Regions from separate parts of the Homo sapiens genome. Here region 2 is linked to region 1. The links are chromatin contacts, found by Hi-C or POLR2A ChIA-PET in ENCODE. All regions are on one chromosome and are shown on one strand. Each heading gives the region's core, a stretch centred on a gene start or an enhancer-like site at or near the end of the contact. The rest is flanking DNA. Distances are from core to core; before and after follow the strand shown. Region 1 holds the start of EN1 (engrailed homeobox 1). Region 2 holds the start of PTPN4 (protein tyrosine phosphatase non-receptor type 4).

The links. Hi-C counts contacts between places; a loop is a spot of excess contacts on that map. ChIA-PET counts read pairs that join two places held with the same protein, here RNA polymerase II (POLR2A). Pooled maps may share reads with other maps.
Region 2: a loop to region 1 is called in a map of gastrocnemius medialis, with 7 times the contacts of the local background. The contact joins the promoter of PTPN4 here to the promoter of EN1 in region 1. A Hi-C loop is called at or near these places in 1 of 168 maps with a recorded cell type or tissue (gastrocnemius medialis) and 1 of 50 pooled maps. POLR2A ChIA-PET finds 5 or more read pairs at or near these places in 1 of 52 experiments (activated CD4-positive, alpha-beta T cell).

What each region holds. Positions count from the first base shown.
Region 1 is chr2:118,845,561-118,851,093 of GRCh38, reverse strand. EN1 (engrailed homeobox 1) reads left to right here and starts at 3,446. Exons shown (of 2, transcript NM_001426.4): 1 at 3,446-4,788. The coding sequence starts at 3,927. RefSeq lists enhancers at 307-859, 5,128-5,533.
Region 2 is chr2:119,757,101-119,762,633 of GRCh38, reverse strand. PTPN4 (protein tyrosine phosphatase non-receptor type 4) reads right to left here and starts at 2,712. Exons shown (of 27, transcript NM_002830.4): 1 at 2,250-2,712. It overlaps LOC101927764 (a long non-coding RNA gene), which reads left to right and starts at 2,920. Exons shown (of 4, transcript XR_007087215.1): 1 at 2,920-3,002. RefSeq lists enhancers at 1,856-2,480, 2,751-3,010, 2,727-3,021 and silencers at 2,211-2,510, 3,061-3,170.

The DNA.
Region 1 (5,533 bases), core at 2,197-4,696:
CCGATCACTGAAGGCCTCGTTGGGACCTCCTTCCTTCAAGTGAAAAAATGTAGCACCCCTCCCCCAACTTTGGCATTTGAGACAAAATAGAATCTTTATCTTTCTTGTCGTTCTCCACTTTTATCTGGGCTATCCCCAAGAAAAGGGTACTTGGGGACAATCAACTTATTGCAGAGACGCAGCCCAGTCCATGGCCTTCTGTGCGCCTCTAGCTCAGGTGACTGCATAGCTCAGAACTACAAGGCCATAGAAATACGCACTGGGTACCCCCACACTTCCCTACCTTCGGCCCAAGAGCAGATGGCATTTGGAGAAAGGGGCTCTATTCCATTTGAGTCAGGCTTCCCCACCTGCTACCTGCAGGCCCACCTCTCTGCCACCCCGGCCTGGGCATCTATCAAGTTGAAAGTAATTCCTTAGCTCCCAAAGGCAGAAACGAGTACCCCCAAAAGGACCGCCACACAAATATACCCACTCGTGCATATACAATCCTTTACACACACCCTAACCCTTTACTCACATACTTGTACACACAACTCACCCTGCCCGTAGTTCCTCACTCACACGCCCAATCCTGGGCTCACTCAGAGTCCTGTGAAACCCTCACCCATCCCTCTCGGCCAACATTTGTTCACTCAGCCCTCACACACTTCACTCGCATGCTTGACAAGACGCCAATGCGCTCACACAGAGTTCCCAATGGCATGTTCATTTGCAGGAGGGAGAAGAGGGCGTAGGGTCTGGGTGGAGGTCATGGAGCGCAGAGCGGCGCGGGGTACCGAGCGTCCGGCCCAGGCCGGGCCTCGGGGAGGTGGGGGGACGAGCCAGCGCGCAGAGTGCCGCCTAATCCAGCTCGAGCTCGTGGGCCGCGGGTGCATTTATCATCCCATTACTGTAACAAATCCGGGCTCCACTACATGAAAGGTAAAATGAATTACCGACGTTAAGCCGTCAATAAAGTCATTTCTGTAAATGGTGTCTCCAAAGGGCCGCCGTATTATTCAGCTGGCTTTATCAGCTGGCTGGAAATTACGTGGAGGAGCCGGGCCGCGCGGCGCGCGGGGCCGCTCACTTTGATTAAGCGTCTTGCCAGCGCGATGTGACAGAGCTTTTGACCAGGGTTTTATTCACAGGCCTGTGATGAACGCCAAGCTGATCAGGCGGAATGAAGAGTAATTAAAACCTATAAATTATCTTCCGCAGCCCTTCTCGAGGCGTCTCCTGCAGGCGAGATAAGGCGTCGAGACCCTATTTACCGCGCTGAAAGGGACCGCGGCGCACAAAAGCTACGCAGCTAAATAGGATATTGATAGTGTCCTAATTAGAATTTAATTAAGTACCCACGCTTGCTTGCGGGATAAAGATTTCAATTTTGCGAACTTAAATATAAATAAAATCCCACCCCCATTTCGGGGAGAAGGGGTGGGGGCGCCTGGAGATTTCGGGGAGCCCTTGGGTGTGCTACTGAAGAGGACTCGGGAGACTCCAAGGTGGGGTTGGAGGCGGCTTGGGAAGGTAGAGAAGACTGCAGCGCAGCGTTAGGGAGAGAGGTTTTCTCCCCTAGGCTGCAGCGCAAGTCTAGCCGGGAACTCAGCCCCGGAAATCGGGGGACCCTCGCCTGCTCCCAAGATGCGGTGAGCAATATAAATTCCTGCTCTCCACCAGCCCTTTTGAGAAACTTCAGCTACTGTGGTGGTGGTTCGGCTTGTTGTGGGTTTAGTTGCATGTTCCTCCTAGCCTAACCCTCTGTGACTTTTCTGGAAAACTGGAGGTAGGGGGATTCTTTCGCATGTCACAAATAGACAATATTTCCAAAGGGATCCTTTCTCTACTGTCCCAGTTGCGGAGGGCGTTCAGGGCGAGGAGGTCCGCTGGAGCTCTAAGATGACACCCCCGAAGGCCTCGTTTGCTGACGCCTTTCTCGGCCACCGCAGGCTTCAGCATAGTCGGATACTGGTCCTCCAAAACGAATCCGGAGACAAGTCCCGCAGGTGCCTAGAGCTTCAGTCCACACGCCACCCCCGTCCCTCACATTCCCGGTTATGAGAAAATTTTGGGGGTGCCTCGACCAGGAAATAGCGAAAAAGAGATCGGCAGACGGGAGAATGATAGCAGCTGGAGGAACGGCATTTCCCTCAAACTAGGGAAGAACGCACAGAGCTGGAGCCGGAGGCACCCAGGGAGTTGGGAGCAATCCCAGGAAATTCAGTCACCCGGCAATTGAGGGAAACTCCCTGTTCACAACTTCAGCTAGCCAGGGCAAATACTTGGGGTGCAGCGCTTTCATTTATTTGATTTTACTTTGCAGGGAAATCTAACACAGAGGTTACCCTGAACTCTAAAAGCTAGGGCCTAGCGCGCATCCGCGTTCTGACTCGCCGGCCCCGGGGCCCTCCTGAGATTAATCTGCGTTGCCCGGACTCCCACTGCCAGGGAAGGTCCAGGCAACTGGCTCTGGGGCTATTCCTAGCCCTCTGGGCTTGGCTCTATGGCGCCAGGGCAGCTCCAGGGTGTTGTCGAAAGTCTGGACCGGGAAGGGCATGGGTGCGGATTCCCCACAAAGGGAAAGCAATGCAGCGGGCCGGCAGGAGACGTACAAACGTAAACGTGCGACGCTAGCTAGGCGCAGCGGGCCTTTCAGATTTTGCTATTTGTGAAAAACAAATTGCGCCTCTGAAAGTAACCAACTCTAGGTCTATTTCACATCACCGACCTCCCTGTCTCACTCCCCCTCCCTCCACTACACACACCCAAACCCACACCCACCCACAAACACACAAACCGGCAGTGACAACAACCACCCATCCTTCAATAACAGCAACCAGAGACAGAGGAGAAAATAAAAAGCTGAGTTTCTTAGGCGTGGGGGTGCAAAACAGCCAGGCTCCTGCCTACTGCCCCTGCTCCCGTAGCTCACAGACCCATAATCCTGCATTTCTCTAACAAGTTGTTTATGGAGTTGCTTCTCCATTTGCCTACATCCCAAAATTCACCCCTCCCGGGTTTCTTCTGCCCCCTCCTGAGTCCCGGCCTGAAGGAGGGGGAGGGACGCGGGTGCGGGCGCGGGTGGGGGAGGGCGGACCCGACGCACAGGGCCAGCGCCGAGGCGCCCCCTCTCCGCCAGCGGTTGACGCCCCCGGATTATTTATCCGCAAAGTCCCGCGCGCGCCCATTGGGCCGAGGCCCGAGTGTCAGCGCGAGTCCCGGCTCGCCATTGGCTCCGCACACGTGCGGCCCTGACTCACGTGCTTCCGGTTTGAAGGCAAAAAGTGTGCCTGGGTGATTTTTTTTTTAAGCGAGAGAGTTTGTGCAAAGATCCGAGCTGTCAGAGATTTGAAAAAAAAAAAAAAAAAAAAAAAAAAAAAAACAGCCCGGCGCTGGCGGAGACGCGCTCTCCCTGCAAAAAAAGCAAAGGCGATTAAAGGCGCTGCCAGCCTCACGCTCTGGGCACAGCTGAGCGTGACACTCGGGGAAGTCAAACCCCTCACTACTGCCTAGGAAGATGGCTAGACTTTAAATACTATTTTTTTCCCTTTAAGAAAAAAATTATTGGAGCTTTTTTTCTTGCTTTCTTTTTCCTTTTCTTTTTCTTTTTTTCCTTCATTTTTTTGGCCGTGGCTTACTCCCCATTTAAATCAAATCATTGAATCTGGTTGCAGAAAGAAAAAAGAAATAGCCAAGTGTCTCCATATCTGGATGTCTACAAATTAGAGAGGGAGAGACAGCGAGATCTATCTGCTAGATAAGAACGAGCGATCCAGGCCAGACGCCTGAGCTTTTTTCCTGCACCCGCCCCGTGCCTTCGCTGAGGCTTCGCCTGCCTCCTTCCTCCGCGCACCCCCACGGGCCGCTGGCAAAGTGGGGTGGGGAGCGAGGCGGTGGGGGCGGGGGCCGGCGCGGCGGCCGGGGCGGCGGGGCGGCCGAGCATGGAAGAACAGCAGCCGGAACCTAAAAGTCAGCGCGACTCGGCCCTCGGCGCGGCGGCGGCGGCGACTCCGGGCGGCCTCAGCCTGAGCCTCAGTCCGGGCGCCAGCGGCAGCAGCGGCAGCGGCAGCGATGGAGACAGCGTGCCGGTGTCCCCGCAGCCTGCGCCCCCCTCGCCGCCCGCGGCGCCTTGCCTGCCGCCCCTGGCCCACCACCCGCACCTCCCCCCACACCCCCCGCCCCCGCCGCCTCAGCATCTCGCGGCGCCTGCTCACCAGCCGCAGCCAGCGGCCCAGCTGCACCGCACCACCAACTTTTTCATCGACAACATCCTGAGGCCGGACTTCGGCTGCAAAAAGGAGCAGCCGCCACCGCAGCTTCTGGTGGCTGCGGCGGCCAGAGGAGGCGCAGGAGGAGGAGGCCGGGTCGAGCGTGACAGAGGCCAGACTGCCGCAGGTAGAGACCCTGTCCACCCGTTGGGCACCCGGGCGCCAGGCGCTGCCTCGCTCCTGTGCGCCCCGGACGCGAACTGTGGCCCACCCGACGGCTCCCAGCCAGCCGCCGCCGGCGCGGGCGCGTCTAAAGCTGGGAACCCGGCTGCGGCGGCGGCGGCGGCCGCGGCGGCAGTGGCGGCGGCGGCGGCGGCCGCAGCAGCCAAGCCCTCGGACACCGGTGGCGGCGGCAGTGGAGGCGGCGCGGGGAGCCCCGGAGCGCAGGGCACCAAATACCCGGAGCACGGCAACCCGGCTATCCTACTTATGGGCTCAGCCAACGGCGGGCCCGTGGTCAAAACTGACTCGCAGCAGCCTCTCGTATGGCCCGCCTGGGTGTACTGCACACGTTATTCGGATCGTCCATCCTCCGGTGAGTACCCAACTCCGGGCTGCGCCATGCCTTCTGGCCCCGCGGACCGCCCCAGAACGCCAAGCTGCGGCGCTAGGGAGAGCAAACCCGGCCTCGGGTACTCCAGTCTCTCACGCCTGCTTCCTCACCCCAGTTCCAGTCACAACCGAATGTTCATCCAGCTATGCGATCCTGGCCTCTGCGGCCACCACCCGAGAAGCTACAGCTCGTGGCACAGGAGGCTCGGGTCTCGATTCTTTGATTTTGAACTCTGAATCCCTGGGGCCTTCTTTGTCTCTTATCTTTATTATTCTTAGGAAAAGTACATAGTCAGTGATTTTCTTTCCAGGGTGTTTAGATAAGGCAGGAAGGTGGGCCTAGTGATGTGTGTCTGAAATCCCACCAGCCTGATCGTCCGAAGGCCAGATTTGACCAGAGAAGGCCTTGTTCAGAAAAATTATATTCACTGTGTGTCCTTACAGACACAAACACCATCTCGATATTTTCTGCGGAGAGACCGTTTACATTGATAAACATGGGAAACACAGGAAGACAGGGAGGAAAGCGTCTGAAAGCCGTCCCTCTCCCCCGGCTGGGTAGCGAAAAGAGTCTGACCCGGGTGGGTAGAAACCAGGGAAAGGCAGTTGCCAAAAAGGTGGGTGCTGGCAGCCCCTGGTTTTCTGGAGCTGAAAAACAGTGGGAGAGGAGAGAAAACAGGTCAGGCTCAGGCCAGGAAGCGTGTCCAAGGGCATGAGAGCCAGTTTCC
Region 2 (5,533 bases), core at 1,463-3,962, 910 kb before region 1:
CTTGTTTAAAAGTGGCCATATTAACTCTCAAGCGGGGGGCAGAAGTACTCTCAATAACAAACCTCCTTGCAATTTTCTGCTAGTCTCTTACTTTGCTCCTTAAAGACAACTTACTAAAAACCATGATCACTGATCCCGCTTTTAGAGTTTGTAAGTCATAAATAAATACTAAACAGATAACAATGGATACTGTACTGTACACCTCAATTATGTTTAACAGACAAAACTATTTTAAAAATACAAATCACAGTTTAATAACAACCTAACGAAGTCATACAAGTTAAAAAAAAAAGCTGAAAAGTTTTTATTACCATCTCACGTAAATTGTATTACTATCCCACTTTATTATACTTTTTTTTTAAAGTTAGGCATCTATGCTCAAACTGATTAAATCGAGTATGAGAGATCTATACTTTTTTTAAAAGTCCTTCAACAATAATGAAGTGTACACTGGTCACAGAATAGTTCAAATGAAATTTCCTGAGGCTGCATTCTAAGTACATCCGACCCAGAAAGTATTTTTAGCAAGTACGTTCAATCAATGCTGGTTTTATGCCTAGCCTAAATTAGAAATTGGGTGTTATAAATTTAAAGTAACAATGTTACTAGGGACATTTTAAAAGATATTTAATTAGAACATAAGAAAAAAACACAAGTTTGACTCAATTCAATACCTACAGCTCTGAAGCTAAGATGTTAGAAAATGGGCAGTAAGAAAAATCACATCCTCGTCTATTACTACTTTTGAGGAACTCGTGATTTTCTAACTTAATAAACATGGACCTACTCAATTAATATTTTTAAAAACTACAAAATAGTGGTGCCTCCTTGGATTTTAAAAACCTCTTGCCAAATTTTTAAAACAGACTGGCAACATGACAAACATTCCCATGTACAAAATAGACTGTTTCTCTTATAAATCACTGAAGATTATGATACTATGGGACCGTGCGTGTTTCAATGCAAAATGTAACAAAGATATGTGTACCATAAAAAATGCGAAGAGACATAAAAATTGCTTTTGTGGTAATTGGAGCATAAATTTATTCTAACAAAAAAACAGTGATGTCCACAAAATGATCACACTTACGAGCTAGTGAAGAGGTTCTGTAGAATACACAAACTTCTGCTTACGAGTTTTTTCTTTAAAAGAAAGCTGAATTTATATTAGTCAAATTCAAGATTTAGATGATATACCTAGCTCTATTCCATTAAGCACAGTTTAGGCTCTGAACAATCCTTTATTTTAAGGCCATCTCCTTCCCCCTTAAAATTGAAAAAAAATTTTTTTCCTCTGGCACGTTAAAGTTCAGAAAACCAAGATTTAAAAATGCCCTGGCTTTTACTGTTCCAGTCTTCTTTCTACTCTAATTGTCTTTTGCAAGTCGGACACATTGGCCTTTTATCTTTCTCCATAAATATGTTTTAAATGTGACCAATCAGCTGTACTGTTTCAACTGGGCCCAAGATCTGGACACAGAAACTTAGTATTACTGAAACCTCTTATTCGAAAAGCAGCTGGCATATTGCAGATGCATAACAAGTTATCCTAGAACAGGCGTTTTGAAAAATCCTACAAATCGTCCTTGTACATACTGATGTCACTACATGATGCAAGCCCAGACATAAAATCTTCCACCCTAAGTTTTGCAGAAACATCCACACATCACCTGTGCAACTGTAAGCTGTTCCATTTTATGGAAACCCTGCGAAATGCATCACTGTTTACCCACATCTCAACTTTTTTTTTTTTTTTTTTTTTGGCTCAACTACAGATTCCCAAATACAGGTATATACTGGTAGAATCATAACAGGCTTAAAACTTCAATGGTAGGAATAGTTGGCTCATGCAGCGTGCAAGAAGCGCTCATATGAGCCAAAAAAAAAAAAAAAAAAAAAAGGAATTCTACCAGCAATGGAAAACTCAAGATTCCAAAGCTTTACCTAGAGTTTAGGTACTGGGAACATTCCATCTCCGCACCTATTCCATCCCTTGGCCCTTCGCTGACCCATAACAGAGATTCCAACTATAACCCCCGCAAAAGCAGAGGTCCCAGGAAGAAAGGAAAGAAAGCGTTTTTTTGTTTGTTTGTTTGTTTGTTTTTGTCCTTTTTTCCTTCCTTTCAAATCATCCTCGTACCTCCGGCTTGCCCCACCTGGCTCACCTCCCAGGAGCCACACATGCAGGTAAGAGCCTCCCGTTCAACGTGCAGGGCCGAGAGGCCGGCGGGGACCGGAGAACCTCTTACCTTCGTATATCACAGCCGCGTCCTCTCGGCTGGAGAAAAAAAGCCTCGAGGCCCCGGCGCGCAGAGGAGAAGCGCGTCCTCCGTGCCGCTCCGGGGGGCTACCTCAGCGCCCCCCGAGCAGCCGCCGCCGCAGCGGTCGCGCCACGACCCGGAGCCGCCAGCACCACCTCATGCTGCTGGGCAGCCGCGGGCCGGCGCCGCTGGGGAGGTGGCAGGGAGGCGGGCAGCCGGCGACCTCTCCTACCTCCCTGCAGGGATGAGATAATCCACACCCCCAAAAGTGCGTGGGGGAGGGGGCCTGGCCCCAATCCTCCGACCCCGCGGCCAAAGCCAAGTCTCTTTCCTCTCCCGCTCAGGCCCAATTCCGGCCCCTGGGACCCAGGAGTCCTGAGAGAACAATGTTGGTGGTGGGGCGCGAGGAGCGGAAAAGCGCACTGCGCGGCGTGAGCTGGCGGGTAATCCTGGGCAGCGTTTGTGTGTGAGAGTGCAAGAGGAGCTCAGTCACCCCCCTCCTTCTCCACCTCCTCTTCCTCCCCCTCCTCCTCCTCTATCTCTTCCTCCTCCCTCAAGCACACCCCCTCTCCTAGGCCGCAGCATAGCAACCGAACATGGCGGCTGCGCAGGCGCCGCCAGTCAGTGGCCAGGAGCGGCGGCGGCAGCAACAGGAGGCGATCTCGCGAGAGGCGAGGCCAAAACCCTGCCTCGCTAGCGCAGGGAGAAGTCGCACCAGTCGGAGCGCAGAGGGACACGCAGGTGCGAGAGAGAGCGGCCTAGGAGGATTGGGAGGGCGGATTGGAGGGGGGAGGCGGAGCGCTGTGGCCCCCGCCCCGCAGCCGCGTCGCGATTGGTTGTTTGGACTGCGACCCCTGCTGCACCCACTGACCGCAGGGACCGGATAGTGGGCAAGAAGCGTGTGTTAAAAGGGAAAACCAGACCAGTTGGCAGCAGGTCGCCCCAACCTCAGTGCTCCTGGAGGATATAGGTTTTGGGGGGCAGTTTTGAATCATTTCCTCTCCTAAACGTAGGCTCCAAAACAAAGCCTCAGCAACCAACCTGCGTTTATAAAACAAACGTTCGGGGGCTCCTTCTGTGTGCCTGGAACGGTGTGCTTTTTAAAATTTAATTCCTTCTAATAACATGAATTTGGTGTTATCACGCCAGGGTTTTTAGCCAGGTGCATTATAATATTTTATTGGTGATACAAACTTATTGGTAATACCACAGTTGCCTACTGGCGAATGATCTCAGCTGAAATGGAGGAAGAAGGGATTTGGGGACCGCCACACTTCCTTTTTGCCCAATTTTTGTTAGTGCCCTTTTCTGTCGCCAGGCGCCTTCTTTGTCCTTCCTTGCTCTTAGCTTGAGCATCCTATCAGAGCCTACCTTTATAAAGACGATCTTTCAAAAACCACTTTCCCAAGCCGACAAAATGACTACAAATCAGGGGAATGTGAACAAATCTGGAAAAGACAGAAATTTCTATTGACTCTCTTCTCCCTCACACCTGTTAGTTTTTCCATTTGAAAAAGGCAACTTGTCAATCCATGTTTCCAGCTTTACTTCCTTCACTTGCTTTTCTTCCCAGATCTCTGTTGTAGCCAGTGCTCATTCATTCCTCCCTAAATATGCATTCCTGCCTCTGACTCTCCATTTTGTCTTTGATCATGCCATTCCCTCTGCTAAAATGCTCTTCACCTCATTGTCATCTGTCAACATCCAGTCATCCTCCAACCAAAGATCATATGAGACTTCCACCAGAAATTGAATGTTTCATATAAATAGAATCATACAATATGTAATTTTTGTTTAGAGGCAAGGTCTCGCTATGTTGTCAGGCTGGTCTCCAACTCCTGGGCTCAAGAGATCATCTTACCTTAACCTTCGGAGTAGCTGGGATTACACATGTGAGCCACATGGCTTACATGTAGTCTTGTGTCTGGTGTTAAGCAAGACACAAAAGTTCCTGAGTGGAACTTCCCCTGCAAGTCACCAGGATGGACCCTTTGAAGTTACCAATACTCACCATTATTCCTTGAAAAATCTGAGTTCACCTTAAATCTACCTGCCTGCAACCCTGGAAAGAGAAGAAGCAATTATTGTCCTTAAAAAAAAGAGAGAGAGAGCTTTAGACTGTGCCCCAGGCTCACATGGGCCCACTGAAAATTGAATTGGGAAATAATAAATTAGTATATCTCACACTTTAATATACATGCTGATCACCTGGAGTTCTTATTAAATGGCATGGTCTAATCCATTAGGTCTAGAGTGGGCCCTGAAATTCTGCATTTCTTTCTTTTTTTTTTTTTTTCAATAGAGACAGGCTCTCACTGTGTTGCCCAGGCTGATCTTGAACCCTCCTGACCTCAAGCAATCTTCCTGCCTTGGCCTCCCAAAGTGCTAGGATCACAGGAGTGAGCCACTGCACCTGGCCTAGAGACTCTTTCTAACAAGCTCCCTGGCTTTTGGACCACCCTGGAGTAGCAGGGGTGTAGACTACTGTTCCTTAAACTGGAGTCTAAGAAAAAATATATGCAAATTATCTATAAAATATGTAAATATTTTGCTCTTACTTAAATTATGTTCTTTTAAAAGTTAATATATTCTAGTCACTATATTGGATCATTTGATGACCACCTTGTAACGAAACCCTGCACTTGATTTTGTATTTGGCACCAACCACAAATTTAATTTTCTGGGGCTAATGGGAAAAGAATAGAATACTTCTTGTGGAAAGGACAGCATTCTGGCTAAGTGAAGGTCATACGTCCTTTACGGCACACTGCACAGAAGTTTAACAGAAATTCAAATAGAGAAGAATGTTGAGATAATTAAGTCAATTATAAGCATGCCAAACAAAAAAGTACATACCATAGCAGTGAGTTCCATATTCTCATATCAAAGGACAATTTAATTTCAGCAAAACAACAAATATAATTCACCACACATTACATACATCATATTAATTGAATTTTTTAAATTTGTGAATTTAATTTCTAAAATTGTTTTAGTTTTATAGACGTGAGCTATAAGAATAAGAAATTATTACCTAAAGTTTATGTATAATTAAGAGACATAATTAAAATGACTTAACAGTTGGAAGTTAGCAAGAATTTTTTTTTTCATTCAAAAGTGGCCTCAAACATTACTGGATATTGGCAGACACTGCTATTGACTGTTTTTTTTTCCTTGTCTGCAGTCTGCCCTTGACTGTGCTTTGGGAGAGTAAGAGCAAAGGTTGTATCCACACTTGGAGGATGTTGGCAGGCGAGGACTGGCCGTTTTGC